Regions from separate parts of the Homo sapiens genome. Here region 1 is linked to region 2. The links are chromatin contacts, found by Hi-C or POLR2A ChIA-PET in ENCODE. All regions are on one chromosome and are shown on one strand. The core of a region is the stretch at or near the end of the contact, and the rest is flanking DNA. Distances in the headings are between cores, read along the strand shown.

Region 1 (7,121 bases), core at 1,964-4,463, 45 kb before region 2:
AGGTTTAAAACCTGAAGCTCTGTTGTTTTCTTTTTGCTCTGTCCTCTCTGTTTAGTTGTTGAGCAGATCCTTGGTATTTTCTTTGGGGTCTTTCGCTTCCTTTTGGTATTTTTGATACCACTTTATTCTGGGTTCTTGTTGCAGAGTCATATGGCTCCTTTAAGACGTTCTCTAGTGAAAGCCATTGGTCCGGATGACAAAGCAGGTTTTACAATTGGGGAGCCACTCTGCCCCTGGATCCATGTCCCAGAACACTACTAAATGACTAAATCACTAGATTACAGGGCTTCACTTTGCTCCTAACAGTATACCTCTTGGGATGCTTTAGAAAAGCTTGGTGTTTCTTTTTGCATGTACAAGGTCACGTTTGCCGCTAACGTCTTCTTTTTCAACTACAGCTTTTCTTCTGTAGTGACCATATGAAGGTGCTTTCCCTGCACCCCTCTGCACCACCCCATAGAGTCCAGGTTTTTATGATTTTGTGCTGCCTTGAGATTACTTACGGGTTGCCACCTTTGTGCTCTCTGAACAGTTCCTTATTTCCCCTCCTTATAGTGCTGCACTGCCTTACTAATCTTCCAACTGAAAAACACAGAGCACCTGACATTGCAGATTTTCATGTATTGAATTCCTATATTAGTCACCAAATATATGTGTCTGTTTTTATCTCTCTTGTATTTTCCTCTCTGATTTTACTTTGGAGTTAGGAATATTTTTTTTCCCACAAATTCTCTCCCAATGACCTACTTTCTTTGATAGCATTTGTAAGAGATGTTACTTTGTAGGCTTAGTTACATAGTTTAAGAAACATAGGAAGATTTTGTTAAGGCAAAGAAAGATGGTGAAATACAAGTTACACTATCCCTTATTGGCTCTTTCCAAAAGGGGAGGACTGGCCACAGCCTGGGTTTCTTAGAGTTTAAACTGTATTCTTGGAAACATGTTATTCACGCTTAATTTTCTTTCCATTTGTTTTGGTGGTGAAATATCTGCTTCAGAGTGAAAAGTTGATGAATTATTTCAGAGAATAGGGTATTTTAAGGTGTTTCAGTTATTTTTTCATCAGAAATTTAAGGAATAGTAAACATATTTCCAAATAAAACATATTTCATATTACATAAAGAATAACTTAGTAAATGTATTTAAAGTAAGGTGTTTATGTTTCTTTGAAATAAAATGAAAATAGCATTCTCAGGCCAGCAGAAAAACTGAAGCTATTACATGATTTGGAATCAAGTGGTCACGTGATTTTTCTGAATCACGATATGACACTGTTTATTTACTCTTTCTTTTTATCTTTGGGCATTCCAGAGGGGTGTTTGATGCTTCCCTCAAAATGGCTGGCTTCTATGGATTGTATACCTGGCTGACTCATACTATGTTTGGCATCAATATTGTCTTCATACCATCAGGTAACAACCATATTGTACCTTCCACTATTCGCTATTTAAGGAAAGTTAAGCCATTTTACATACATCTAGGAAATGTCTACTTCCTCAAGTTTAAAAAACTAAATTTTTTGGCTTGAGATCGAATCTAGTCCACATTAGGAACAGAAATATGATTTGTAATGTGTTTGTTTATTGCTGTATCCCCAGCAGCTGGAACCATACCCAGCACATAGAAAAAATTGCTGTATTAGTCTGTTCTCTCACTGCTATAAAGAAATACCTGAGATTAGGTAATTTATAAAGAAGAGGTTTAATTGGCTCACGGTTCTGCAGGCTGTACAAGAAGCATAGTGGCTCCTGCTTTGGGGGAGGCCTCAGGAAACTTATAATAGTGGTGGAAAGTAAGGGGGAAGCAGGCATGTCTTACATGGCTGGAGCAGGAGGAAGAGAGGGGAGAGGTGCTACCACAGTTTTAAACAACCAGATCTCACGATAACTCATTCATTCACTATCATGAGAACAGCACCTAGGGGTGAAATCCACCCGCCATGATCCAGTCACCTCTCACCAGGTTTTACCTCCAACATTGGGGATTACAATTTGACATGGGATTTTGGTGGGGACACAGATCCAAACCCGTATCAGTTGCCCTACATGTTTGTTCAATGAATGAATGTTCTAGCACTTAGCATAACACCTAGGACATAATTGGCTCTCAGTAACGTTTGAATTGAACTGATTGGCAGGGAGCAACTTGTTGTCAAAATAGCTTTGTCCATGAGGGATTACATCCCAGGGCAAGATGAATGCTTCTGAGGGCACATAAGCTGCCTCCATACCTCTTAAGATCTGTTGTGGTGCTTCTTCTACTTTTCCTTCCTTTATTTCTATGGCTGCTTGTTTTCCTAAATATCTCTGCCTTCCACATTTGCCTCTACCACATCCCCCCCTTTCCCTATTTGTCTGTGCTTCCTTCTACATTGTCAAGTTCATTCACGTTCTTCTCTACTGTGATGTCCACAAACCTACCCTCTGACCTGCAAGCACCCTGTGAGGCGGGATGGTAGACTTGTCATATAGATGAGAGACCAGTTTTCCAAGGTCATGTACCTGGCTTCTGGTAGGACCAGAACTAGAAACTACATTTGCTTTACTCTTAACTTGGAGAGAAGCCAGATGGAGGAAGAGTGCTTGAACATACTGCTCTGGAAGGGAATGACCTTGAAGCAGGGTCCTTCAACTCAGGATTTTTTCTGTTTATTTTTATTATGCTGAGGTTTAGAAACTAATTTCTGATTGGGCTTTGGACTCAGTACAAGTTTTGACACATGTTCTGTAGGTGTATTTATAGGACCGTATATTAACTATTGATTGATAGTAGCAACTACAGAACCCTTGAATTTTATTGCTTAAGAAGAGATCCATAAATAAGACACACACTTAGAAAGATTTTTAGTATCACATTTTAAGATATTGAGCCTTTACTTAGCTAGAAAATTCAGTTAGATAGGGCATATCATTTCCCTAATATTTGAGTTTGTGAGTATTTAACTTGTTTTGTTGGAAGTTGTTGAGGAGGAGCTACTGCTTAGATTCTTTTGCTTTGTTAGTGTTTTGCTGATGATGTTAAGTTGTTTTTCTTTTACTCTTTTTTCAGCATTAGCAGCAATCCTTGGAGCAGTGCCATTCCTGGGGACATACTGGGCAGCAGTACCTGCAGTTCTTGACCTGTGGCTGACACAAGGGTTAGGATGCAAGGCCATTTTACTGTTGATTTTTCATCTCTTGCCAACATACTTTGTAGATACTGCAATCTACTCTGACATATCAGGGTAAGTAAGCCACAGAATTTCTTATTAGTGAATCATCCAGGCATTTCCGTTTTTTTTTTTTTAAAGGAGGATTTTTTTCTCCTGGGGGTATACAAAAGAACTGGTAGTAGGAATTTTCAGTGAAATAGCCTTTTGTGTTCCCACAAATGAAATTTTCATTGAAAATAGTATTGTTTACAAGGCATGATATTTTGGGGTTTTTTTTTTTTTTTTTGGTTGTTGTTGCCCCAGAGTTCCAGAGCAACTTTTTTTTTTTTTTTTTTTTGAGACAATATCTCTTTCACTCAGACTGCTAGAGTGCAGGGTGCAGTCATGGCTCATGGCAGCCTTGAACCTTGAACTCCTAGGCTCAAGCAGTCCTCCTGCCTTGAACTTCCCAAGGCACTAGGATTACGGGAATGAACCACCATGCCCAGCCAATATTTTCTTATTACATATGTAATATTTATAATATATATGATGTCCTGGGTTAAAACCAAATTGTGAATAATTTTCTCTTGATTTAGTGACATTTAACCTAGAAAAGAATTATGACCAGATGTACATCAAATATTTTAAGTACAGTGAACAGTTAATGATTATTTTTATCTCTTCTTTGGTTTTGGAGAAAATGTTGTTAGATTGTATGTCTGAGGATATCCATGTGAAACCAAATCTCAGCAAGTTAATTTCTGGCAAGCAGAGCTCTCTAAAGATATAATTGGAATGGTTCTATGATAAATACAGGTTAAATCTAAGTCAGAATCAACACTTTAGCCATATAATACAATAAATAAATGTCTGTTTTTATAGGTTTTGACATCTCTTTTAGAAATTGCATTAAGTATATCAAGCCAGTTCTCAGTCACATTAAAACTTGAGAGAGAAAATTAAAAAGCTGAACATCATAGTGTGGTTAACTAGTGTGTCACAGTTGACATTTGAGCAGGAATAAGTATGATTAATACTTAAGTGCTTTTATTTCTTTAAACTTTGCTGTAAATTTTATATTAAGGTTTACAGCTGGAATTAAAGAAACACTGTCTTTTTTTTTTTTTTTTTTTTTTTTTGAGACAGAGTCTCCCTCTATCACCCAGGCTGGAGTGCAGTGGTGCAATCTCGCCTCACTGCAACCTTCGCCTCCCAGGTTCAAGCCATTCTCCTGCCTCAGCCTCCTGAGTAGCTGGGATTACAGGCGTGCACCACCACACCCGGCTAATTTTTGTATTTTTACTAGAGATGGGATTTCACCATGTTGATCAGGCTGATCTTGAACTCCTGACCTCAAGTGATCCGCCTGCCTTGGCCTCCCAAACTGCTGGGATTACAGGCATGAGCCACGATGCCCGGCCTAAAATACTGTCTTTAAACGTTGTTATTGGGAAATGAAAGGTTTGGCATAAATTGTTTTATTTTTTAATAGGTTAAGCTTTTATTCATAAACTCCCACACGTTTTTATTTTTTTTAAAAAAAGCTTTAAGGCTGAGCATAGTGGCTCAAGCCTGTAATCCTACCACTTTGAGAGGCCGAGGTGGGTGGATCACTTGAGCCCAGGAGCTCAAGACCAGCCGGGGAAACATGGTGAAACCCGTTCTCCACAAAAATATAAAGATTAGTTTGGTGTGGTGGCACATGCCTGTAGTCCCAGCTACTCAGGAGGCTGAGGTAGGAAGATCACTTGAGTCTGGGAGGTCAAGACTGCAGTAAGCTGTGATTGCGGCACTGCATTCCAGCCTGGGTGATGGAGCGGAATAAAAAGCTTTAAGCATTTTTGATAGTTTTCCTTGAATGTGTTGTTTAGGGAAGAAGTTTACTTAGCAAACATGGAATACTGCCCTAAATCATTTTTTTGGAATGAGAAAGACAAACACATTATGAATATAATTTATTGGTTTCCTGAAGACTGGTTCTCCACAAGTCTTACTTTGATTTAGCTGTAATATAGAACATCCTTCCAGGATATTTAGTTATTTGCCCCTCACTGAATTGTTCTTCTCATCTATGTTTAAAACTAGAAACAAACAGAATGTGACTTATTTCCCAGTCCTTCTGATGTCAGTGGTCCTTTCTTGTCATTATCAATGTGCTATGCTACTGTGTTCTGTTTTATTTCATTCCGCTTACATAAGTGATACTGTAATAAGCTGGAGGGCATTTGTGATTCTCCTGTGAAATAGAAATCTTGGGCTTTGTGACAGATATTTTCCTCAGGAGGCCTTTTATCATCACCTATGTTAAAAACTATATTTTAGGAGGTTGCCAAAAGTCTGACCTATGAGTAACAGGGATGCTCTCATTGTTGCTGTCGTCATATAAAAGCATAATTAACTGAATTACATGCTAAATTGTGCTCACTTAATTATCCTTGATGGAGGTTAACTTAACAGGTGACTCCTAACCAGTCCCAAGCCAACATTAACCCATCATAGGCAGGCACCTGTAATGGGTATAAAATATCTGTTAACATTGCTGGCTTTATTCTTTCATTCCTGGAGCTATAAAAAGAGGCAGATGTCATCCATAGGAAAAACAATTGTTGCATCTCAATATTGTTGCATCTCAATATTATTGCAGTCAGTGTTCAGTTGTATGCATCGAGGTGATCTAAAGAAAGCTGATAATATGCTAAAAAGCATAGTGTATTAAAGAATGCACATTGTATTAGAAATGTATTTCAGATTTTTTCCAGTTTTTGTGTGTTAAAGGTCGTGCTCTTTATTCCAGAGGTGGCCATCCTTACCTGACAGGCTTGGCAGTGGCCGGTGGAGCATACTACCTAGGCCTGGAAGGAGCAATCATCGGTCCTATTCTTCTCTGCATACTTGTGGTTGCTTCCAATATCTATAGTGCCATGCTAGTGAGTCCCACGAATTCAGTTCCCACGCCAAACCAGACCCCATGGCCTGCTCAGCCTCAGCGGTGAGTTAAAGCAGAATAATCATAAGCTGTATTTATACATTGAACTGTCCTGTCTCTGTATTTGATAAGTAGCTTCATCCAGACTTGTCAGGATAAAGGTATTTGAGTACCAATGCTGTGATAAAGGTTGCAGAAGACACTAAGTAAATACAAATCGTTGGCAGAGTTTTGGGTTTCATATACCAAGAAAATTTAAAACCTATATTGGGGCCGGGAGCAGTGGCTCACGCCTATAATCCCAGCACTTTGGGAGAACAAGGCAGGTGGATCACCTGAGGTCAGGAGTTCGAGCCCAGCCTGGCCAACATGGCGAAACCCCATCTCTACTAAAAATACAAAAATCAGCCAGGTGTGGTGGCACCCGCCTGTGAACCCAGCTGTTTGGGAGGCTGAGGCAGAAGAATTGCTTGAACCCAGGAGGCGGAGGCTGCAGTGAGCCCAGATTGTGCCACTGGACTCTAGCCTGGGCAACAGCATATAAAAAAAAAAAAAAAAAAAAGACCTATATTGGGTGAGAATTGTTAATGTCTTGAAAAGCCAAAAATAAATTTAAAAAATCTAATTCTATGCGGGACATGGTATACCAGATTGAAAGAGACTCAAGAAATGGACAACCAGGCCAGATGTGGTGTGGCTCATGCCTGTAATCCCAGCAGTTTGGGAGGCTGAGGTGGGCAAATCACCTGAAGTCAGGAGTTTGAGACCAGCCTGGCCAACATGGTAAAACCCCATCTCTACTAAAAATACCCCAAAAATTAGCCAGATGTGGTGGCAGGTGCCTGTAATCCCAGCTACTCGGGAGGCTGAGGCAGGAGAATTGCTTGAACCTGGGAGGTGGAGGTTGCAGTGATCCGAGATCATGCCATTGGATTCCAGCCTGGGTGACAGAGCGAGACTCTTGTCTCAAAAAAAAAAAAAAAAAAAAAAAAAAAAAAAAAAAAGGAAAAGAAATAGGACAACCAAATGCATTGCATGAGTCTGGGATAGATTTCTGGATTG
Region 2 (7,461 bases), core at 2,092-4,591:
GTTACCTGGAAGCTTGAGTGCACTGCAGGTCTGCTTCCAGCCTCCCTCTCATGGTTGTTGGCAGGCTTCACTTCCTTGCTGGCTGTTGGCTGGAGGCCTCACTTCCTCTCCACGTAGTTATCTGTGTAGTAAGGGCTGCTTATGACATGGCAACTGGCTTCTCTCAGAGAGAGAGAGCAACCCAGACAGCTGCCTCAGTTATTTTAGAACCTAAGCTTGGGAGTGACATACCACCACTTCCACCATACCAACCCTGGTATGATGTGGGAGGGGACAGACAGCACAAGGTTGTCAATAACAGTAGGTGGGGATCATGGGGAGCGATCTTGAAGGCTGGCTACCACAGAATTCCTCTATCTGTAGAGCTTCAGCTATTGTCATTATACACAAGACATCCAAGTCTGCATTACCAGTCCATGTCTTGCGACTTATCTTTGGTGTATTCCTGTGTTATTTCAAACTCCTGTTGTCTGACAGTAAAATTATCATCTCTCTTCCAATGCCCTTCGATTTTCTTTAAGCAACTTAGGTTTACAACTTTGAGGCCATTTTTTTACTCGTTCTTTCCTTCTTATCATTGGTCAGGTACTAATTTTGTGTTTTCTTAATGTTTCCCAAATCATCTTCTTAATGTTCCTATGGCTACTATACTAGTAAGGTCCCTACTATTTCACACCCACAATTGATACAATAGCCTGGCTCTAAGTCTTTCCTTTCCATTCTATTTTATGTACTCCTACTAGACTGATCTTTCTTTTTTTTTTTTGAGACCAAGTCTCACTCTGTCACCCAGGCTGAAGTGCAGTGGCGCCATCTCAGCTGACTGCAACCTCCGCTTCCCAGGTCCAAGCGATTCTCTGCCTCAGCCTCCTGAGTAGCTGGGATTACAGGCCCCTGCCACCACACCTGGCTAATTTTTGTATTTTTTTAGTAGAGACCGAGTTTCGCCATGTTGGCCAGGCTTGTCTTGAACTCCTGACCTCAGGTGATCCACCCGCCTCGGCCTCCTAAAGTGCTAGGATTACAGGTGTGAGCCACTGTGCCTGCCAGACTGATCTTTCCAAACCTTGACTTATACTTCACCCTGTGGCCTCTCCATTAAGATTCCAGTACTTTTTACTCAAGATCCTTAGCCTATGAGCTGACACATTATTGTGTGTATGTAATAGAATTGACAGGAGGGCTTTTGTAAGAAAATCAATCCATTAGGCACACAGGTATATTTAGGACTTTAAAAAATGATCTTGAACACTATAAGTTGGTTAAAGGTTTATTATTTTAAAAATCTTTTTAACAGTATGGAGGTTTGAAGAATATTGTAGCCTTGTATTATAATACAAGAATACTTGGATTGTTTTATTAGTAGATAATTACCATTACAGAAATCAAAAGTTTTGATAGCAACAGTGAAGAAGATAATTTTTCTAGAGGGTTGGGAGTTCAATTAATAGAATGGTTTATGCTGGGCATCATAAGAAGTTTATATAAATTCAAACTGTAGCCTAAATGAGGGCCAGCCTGTGGTTTGAATTCTCAGGAGGGAGGCTTTTGTTTTGTTTACTTTCCCCACCCAAAGTCCAGGCTGACTGACAGACAAACTTCCTTATTGTTTCTTTTTGCCTATTGACAGTTCTTTCCGGGCCCCCATTATATTGAAGATGTCATCCCTTGGGGCCTAAAGCCCTGTCTTTTTTCTCTCTCTGAGGATCCGTGAAAACCCAAGGGTGAAAACCCAAGGCCGTTCAGCTTGTGGAGATTGGCAGTGACCCCTGACTTCTCCCCGGCCTCGCCCCAGCCCAAGCCTTGGCACCTGCTTACTGCTCGGGTTTTAGGGTATTCTTTGGTTTTTGACTCATGGGATTTCTCTTACTGTCTTGTAGGGCAGGAGGCTTTTAGATTGTGTAGTTTGCATTACCACTGGAAACAAAAATTATGATGTTTTTCAAACTGGGTGAGGGCAAAATTTGTCACAGTTCTTAAGAGTGTGCTATTATTTTCTGGTTAGAAAGCTTCGTATGATAATCCCTACAATCGTCAAGGTGAAACCGTTTCTTGTTCCTGAAGTAAGACTCCAAAGCTGAGTTTCTCCTCATTGTGCCTTACCTTCAAGGTTAGAGAGAAGTCTAGATTTTAATTTGTATGCCTGTTTAACTTTCTCCCCTCGTCTTTCTTGTTAGGAGAAACAATTGCAGCACTTACAGACATAACCAACTTGAACCATCTGGAATCTGATGGGCAGATCACAATTTTTACAGACAAAACAGGAGTGATAAAGGCTGCAAGATTACTTCTTTCTTCAGTGACAAAAGTGTTGTTGCTGGCAGACCGAGTAGTCATTAAACAGATAATAACATCAAGAAATAAGGTACTTACCTTTCTGATGTTGCTGTATTTTTGTCTTTCTGTGTTGTTCAAAGTGCTTTTTATGACTCTTAGTGGTGGATTGCTTGGCTTGTGTGTCGATGAAGAATGCAGCTAGCTGTGGGAATTAATGTGCAATGCAGGATACATTGACACACTGATCATCTGTACGTTGAATGCACTTGTGGCCCTGGGTTCCTCCCGGGGCTATGCATGTCTGAGCGTTGCTTAAAAAAAAAAAAAAAGAAAAGTTCTTTTTAGGTTAATTGTAAGTAATTTGGCAATGCTTGTCTATTATAATTGTTTATAACTCTGTCTGTAGTTTAAAAGTAGTGTTTCTTCTATATGTGCAATTCTTAAATGATGGGTATGCTGTGCCTAAACTTTTGAATGCAAGTAATGTCTCCTCTTAGAGAATCATTATCCACTTGTTAAGGCTTATTGGTAAAAGCTTTAAATGTGTACAACATTTGGAAAGAAAAGGTGAGCACTATGATAATGTATGTAGCAGAAACCTAGTTGATAAAAATACTGAATTCTTCTGTACTTTTTTTCCCTCCCAAATCAGAGACTAACAATATATAACTTAAGACACAGTTAAATCAGTGGAAATGATAATTATCCACAACTACAAAATTTCTGTACTCAGAGTCCCTAAATGTTACTGAATAATCTCAAAACTTACAGAACAGATTTAAACTCTTCCAGTCCAGAAGTTAATCTCTCAGATGATGGTCATGCTCCATGATCATCTGGGAATCCAGGGTATGTACGATCACTTCTTGCTTTGGATAATTCCCTAGGCAAAGAGGAGAGCAGTTGGCCAGGGAAGGAGTTGTCCTAGAGGATTTGAGGATAAAACCACTTGATAAGTGTTGAATGAATCAGAAATTGGAGAGGTGGATCTGGCAGCGCTGGAGAAATACAAACAACCTTCCCCTCTTTGAAAGATGGAGGTTCTCACAGTGGTGGCAACGTGCCTTATCAGTGTTAGTCGCCTGAACTTCCTGAGCTGCCAGGGCAGATTAACATGCCAAATATTCATCATATTCTCAGGAAAAATAAGTAAACAGAGGATATCTGTGTTTTTTTTTAACTTATCTTGTTGCGACTAAAACAATCTAATAATGTTATTTTAAAGAAAAGTATTTGAAAATATGTTTCACATCTATTTACTTTGTTTCTTACATCAAGAAAACACATAACATTTTAGTCACTGGCTCTACCAGATTCACACACTCTTTATTCACCCCTGATGGCCCATTCCTGACTGAGCCAGACTAATTTTCCCACCCTTAAAGTCCCACACTTCCCTTTCGACTCTATACTCTGAAGATGATGAGGTTCCTTCTGCTTTCCTGAGAATGTTAGGGTTCCTATCATCCTGGTTCACTGAACCTTAAAGCTTGTGTGTGCTGACTTTCATCCTCACCCCTTCCCAGTTCTCTGAAGATTTGATTACTGTGGTCCTGCCCATTCCCACCTTTTAGACTTGGCTACATAAATGATCCCTTCCTTTGTATATGTAGTCATTTCTTTTATTCTTTTTCCTTTTCCTTTTCAAGTAACTCAAAATCTCATCATATAAACAAATCATTCCCCTAATAATTCTGTGCCTTGAATCTACTTCTACTTCTCTGAGCATCCCCTTGTGTGTCTTCTATCTGGCTCCTCCTCCTCAGCTTTCACCTAGAATTCAGAATTTTCCTTTTCTTCTCTCTACTCAGCCTTGACAATCTCAGTCTCTTGAGTAGCTCTCACCAAATAATGAATTATTATCTGTTTTGCAGGTTCTCGCAACTATGGAAAGACTAGAGAAAGTGAATAGCTTTCAAGAGTTTGTCCAAATATTCAGTCAATTTGGAAATGAAATGGTGGAGTTTGCACATCTGAGTGGAGATAGACAAAATGTATGTATTCATCACATTTTACAATCTTCAGATAAATACATACTTTTTAGTTTGGATGGAGGTATGATCGTTAGGATTGTTTGGACTGGTTTCTTTGCTTATTAAGTCTATAGCCTTGGTCTTGAAAGCCTTTCATAGATAAGCCAGGATAAAGTAAGTAGATCTATATGTCTTTTTTTGTACATTTATAACAGTTAATTTTGTTCCCACCTCACACACTGGGAAAGGTCATACTTGCTATCAGGGCTCAACTCAAGTACTTCTTCCTTTTATTTGGTTACTTTCTCTTTTATGAAGCTTTCCATTTGATTCCTCTACTAGGGCTCAGGCACATAAAATTGAGTCATCATATGTATTCTTATAGTATCTTGTTAGATATTTGTTATTCTTACCGTATTAGATTAATAGTAATAACCCAAGCCATTATTTATTTGCACTGCCTATGTGTTAGGTACTTAATATACATGATCTCATTTAATTTTCAAAACATCCCTATGAGGTAGGTATTGTTAACTACTGTTTTACATATAGGGAAACTGAACCTGAGACAAGGATAAACTTTCCCAAGGTCACTGTGCTAGCAGATCGAACTCAGTTATATCTGATTCTAAAGTCTGTAGTTCTCAAACTACAACATGATATTTGTTTTTTATTTTATTTTATTTTATTTTTTCTGAGATGGAGTCTCTCTCTGTCACCCAGGCTGGAGTGCAGTGTCGTGATCACGGCTCACTGCAACCTCCACCTCCTGGGTTCAAGTGATTCTCATGCCTCAGCCTCCCGAGTAGCTGGGACTACAGGCATGCACCACCACGCCCAGCTAACTTTTTGTATTTTTAGTAGAGACAGGGTTTCACCATGTTGGCCAGGCTGGTCTCGAACTCCTAATCTCAGGTGATCCGCCCGCCTCAGCCTCCCAAAGTGCTGGGATTACAGGCGTGAATCACCGTGCCCAGCCAATATTAGTTCCTTATGGGTCTGTTCCCCAATTCAGACAGTAAGCTCCTCAGTTTTGGGAGATGGAAGATCATATTATGTCTAGGATTGACTTTTCCTTGTTGGGGTATTTGTGTAGGAGTCTGTCTTGTTGGCAGGTTAAATATATATAATAATTGACCATTTCTTGGGATGGTTCTGGGTGTAGTCCCATAGGCTAGTCTCTCAGTTTTTGATATGAACTTTCCCAATTGCAGCTGGAGTTGAAAAATGGGTATTGGTCTGGCAAGTGGCAGGCTAAATAATGGCATTGGTTTGTAATACCAATGGTGTTTCTATAGGCAGGTACTTTATTGTTTCATTTTCTGTCTGCCATTATTGTTCTTTATAAAACAAATTTTCTTTCTTTTCCTTCTCTTTCTCTTAATCTTCCTTCTTCTCCTCATTCTCCCCAATGATAATTATTAGCCTGAGTATTTTTATAATAATAGTAGCTTATAATCTAGCATTTTCTTGATCACTTGAGCAAGCGTGGCATGAGTCATAGGTTCTAAAGCTACCATCCTTCAGTTACACTTCCTACAGGATCCTCTTCAGCTTCTGGACATAACTGAAAAACTTTCACCATCATTTTGATTTGTAGTTAGAAATTTGGCATGGAGAACATTTTATTTTTCTCAATTCTTGTAATATTGTGATCCAACATTTAAAAACTTCTGGCTGAAGTGGTATCTATTTTTAGCAATTTAGCTCATTAAATGTGGGACCCCTGAAACTTACTGGCAGCCTTTTTATCATCTGTGTTTGATAAGTGCTACTCCTGGGTCACTTTTTTGGAATATGCATCCAGGGTTCAAATGCTTTCTCCTTTAGAATAGTCAAAATATCCTGCAAAGAGCTATAGGTCAGGTGCATTCTCAGTTTTCTCAGCAAATATTCATCAGCTGCTTACTGTTAACCAAATACTACACTAGGTGTTGAGGATTCAACAGTAAATAAAAGTGACAAAAACCTCTGCACTCATGGAGCTTATGTTTTAGTAGGGGTGGGAGGAGATAGACAATAAAACAGAAACATGCATGGTGTGTTCAAAGAACACGAAGGCCAATGGATGGATCAAAGTGAGCAAACGGGAAGGGTAATAAGATGAAATCAGAGAGGTAGTGGGCAGGCCAAACTGTGTAAGGACTTTGGCTTTAAGTAAAATGGGGAGCCATTGGAGGTTTTGAGTAGGAGAATGACGTTTTCTGACTTACATTTTAACAGTATCACTCTAGCTGCCATGTTGAGAATAGTTTGCATGGAGACAAGGGCAGAGGCAGGGAGACCACTCAAGAGGCTATTACAGTAATCTATTGAGAGATGATGGTGACCTGGACCAAGGTGGTAGAAAGTGGCAGTGGTGAGGCTGGGCATGGTGGCTCATGCCTGTAATCCCAGCACTTTGGGAGGCTGAGGTGGGTGGATCACCTGAGGTCAGGAGTTTGAGACCAGCCTGGCCAACATGATGAAACCCCATCTCTTCTAAAAATACAGAAATTAGCTGAGTGTGGTGGCATGTGCCTGTAATCCCAGCTACTCAGGAGGCTGAGGCACAAGAATTACTTGAACCTGGGAAGCAGAGGCTGCAGTGAGCTGAGATCACGCCACTGCGCTCCAGCCTGGGCAAGGGAGGGAGACTGTCTCAAAAGGAAAAGAAAGTGGCAGTGGTGACTCCTATTCAACATAGTGTTGGAAGTTCTGGCCAGGGCAATTAGGCAGGAGAAGGAAATAAAGGGTGTTCAATTAGGAAAAGAGGAAGTCAAATTGTCCCTGTTTGCAGATGACATGATTGTATATCTAGAAAACCCCACTGTCTCAGCCCAAAATCTCCTTAAGCTGATAAGCAACTTCAGCAAAGCCTCAGGATACAAAATCAATGTGCAAAAATCACAAGCATTCTTATACACCAATAACAGACAAACAGAGAGCCAAATCATGAGTGAACTCCCATTCACAATTGCTTCAAAGAGAATAAAATACTTAGGAATCCAACTACAAGGGACGTGAAGGACCTCTTCAAGGAGAACTACAAACCACTGCTCAATGAAATAAAAGAGGATACAAACAAATGGAAGAACATTCCATGCTCATGGGTAGGAAGAATCAATATCTTGAAAATGGCCATACTGCCCAAGGTAATTTATAGATTCAATGCCATCCCCATCAAGCTACCAATGACTTTCTTCACAGAATTGGAAAAAACTACTTTAAA

What was found. Hi-C counts contacts between places; a loop is a spot of excess contacts on that map. ChIA-PET counts read pairs that join two places held with the same protein, here RNA polymerase II (POLR2A). Pooled maps may share reads with other maps.
Region 1: a loop to region 2 is called in a map of endothelial cell of umbilical vein, with 4 times the contacts of the local background. The contact joins two enhancer-like sites. A Hi-C loop is called at or near these places in 2 of 168 maps with a recorded cell type or tissue (endothelial cell of hepatic sinusoid and endothelial cell of umbilical vein) and 2 of 50 pooled maps. POLR2A ChIA-PET finds 5 or more read pairs at or near these places in 5 of 52 experiments (A673, OCI-LY7, Panc1 and 2 more).

The regions. Positions count from the first base shown.
Region 1 is chr9:109,032,308-109,039,428 of GRCh38, reverse strand. TMEM245 (transmembrane protein 245) reads left to right here. Exons shown (of 18, transcript NM_032012.4): 15 at 1,312-1,412; 16 at 3,049-3,223; 17 at 5,928-6,122. Among named protein-coding and RNA genes, the nearest start is that of MIR32, 10 kb to the left of the region's middle. RefSeq lists an enhancer at 2,432-3,631. Within about 2 kb of position 3,213, at least 12 of the 41 ENCODE cell types and tissues checked have a DNase peak (open chromatin) inside an H3K27ac peak, as active enhancers do; they include endothelial cell of umbilical vein, where a contact is called at or near this core.
Region 2 is chr9:108,987,536-108,994,996 of GRCh38, reverse strand. CTNNAL1 (catenin alpha like 1) reads left to right here. Exons shown (of 19, transcript NM_003798.4): 3 at 2,178-2,365; 4 at 4,152-4,271. It overlaps LOC105376216 (a long non-coding RNA gene), which reads right to left. Exons shown (of 7, transcript XR_007061724.1): 2 at 3,047-3,160; 3 at 2,374-2,588. It also overlaps the pseudogene RNA5-8SP3. Among named protein-coding and RNA genes, the nearest start is that of CTNNAL1, 22 kb to the left of the region's middle. Within about 2 kb of position 3,341, at least 2 of the 41 ENCODE cell types and tissues checked have a DNase peak (open chromatin) inside an H3K27ac peak, as active enhancers do; they include endothelial cell of umbilical vein, where a contact is called at or near this core.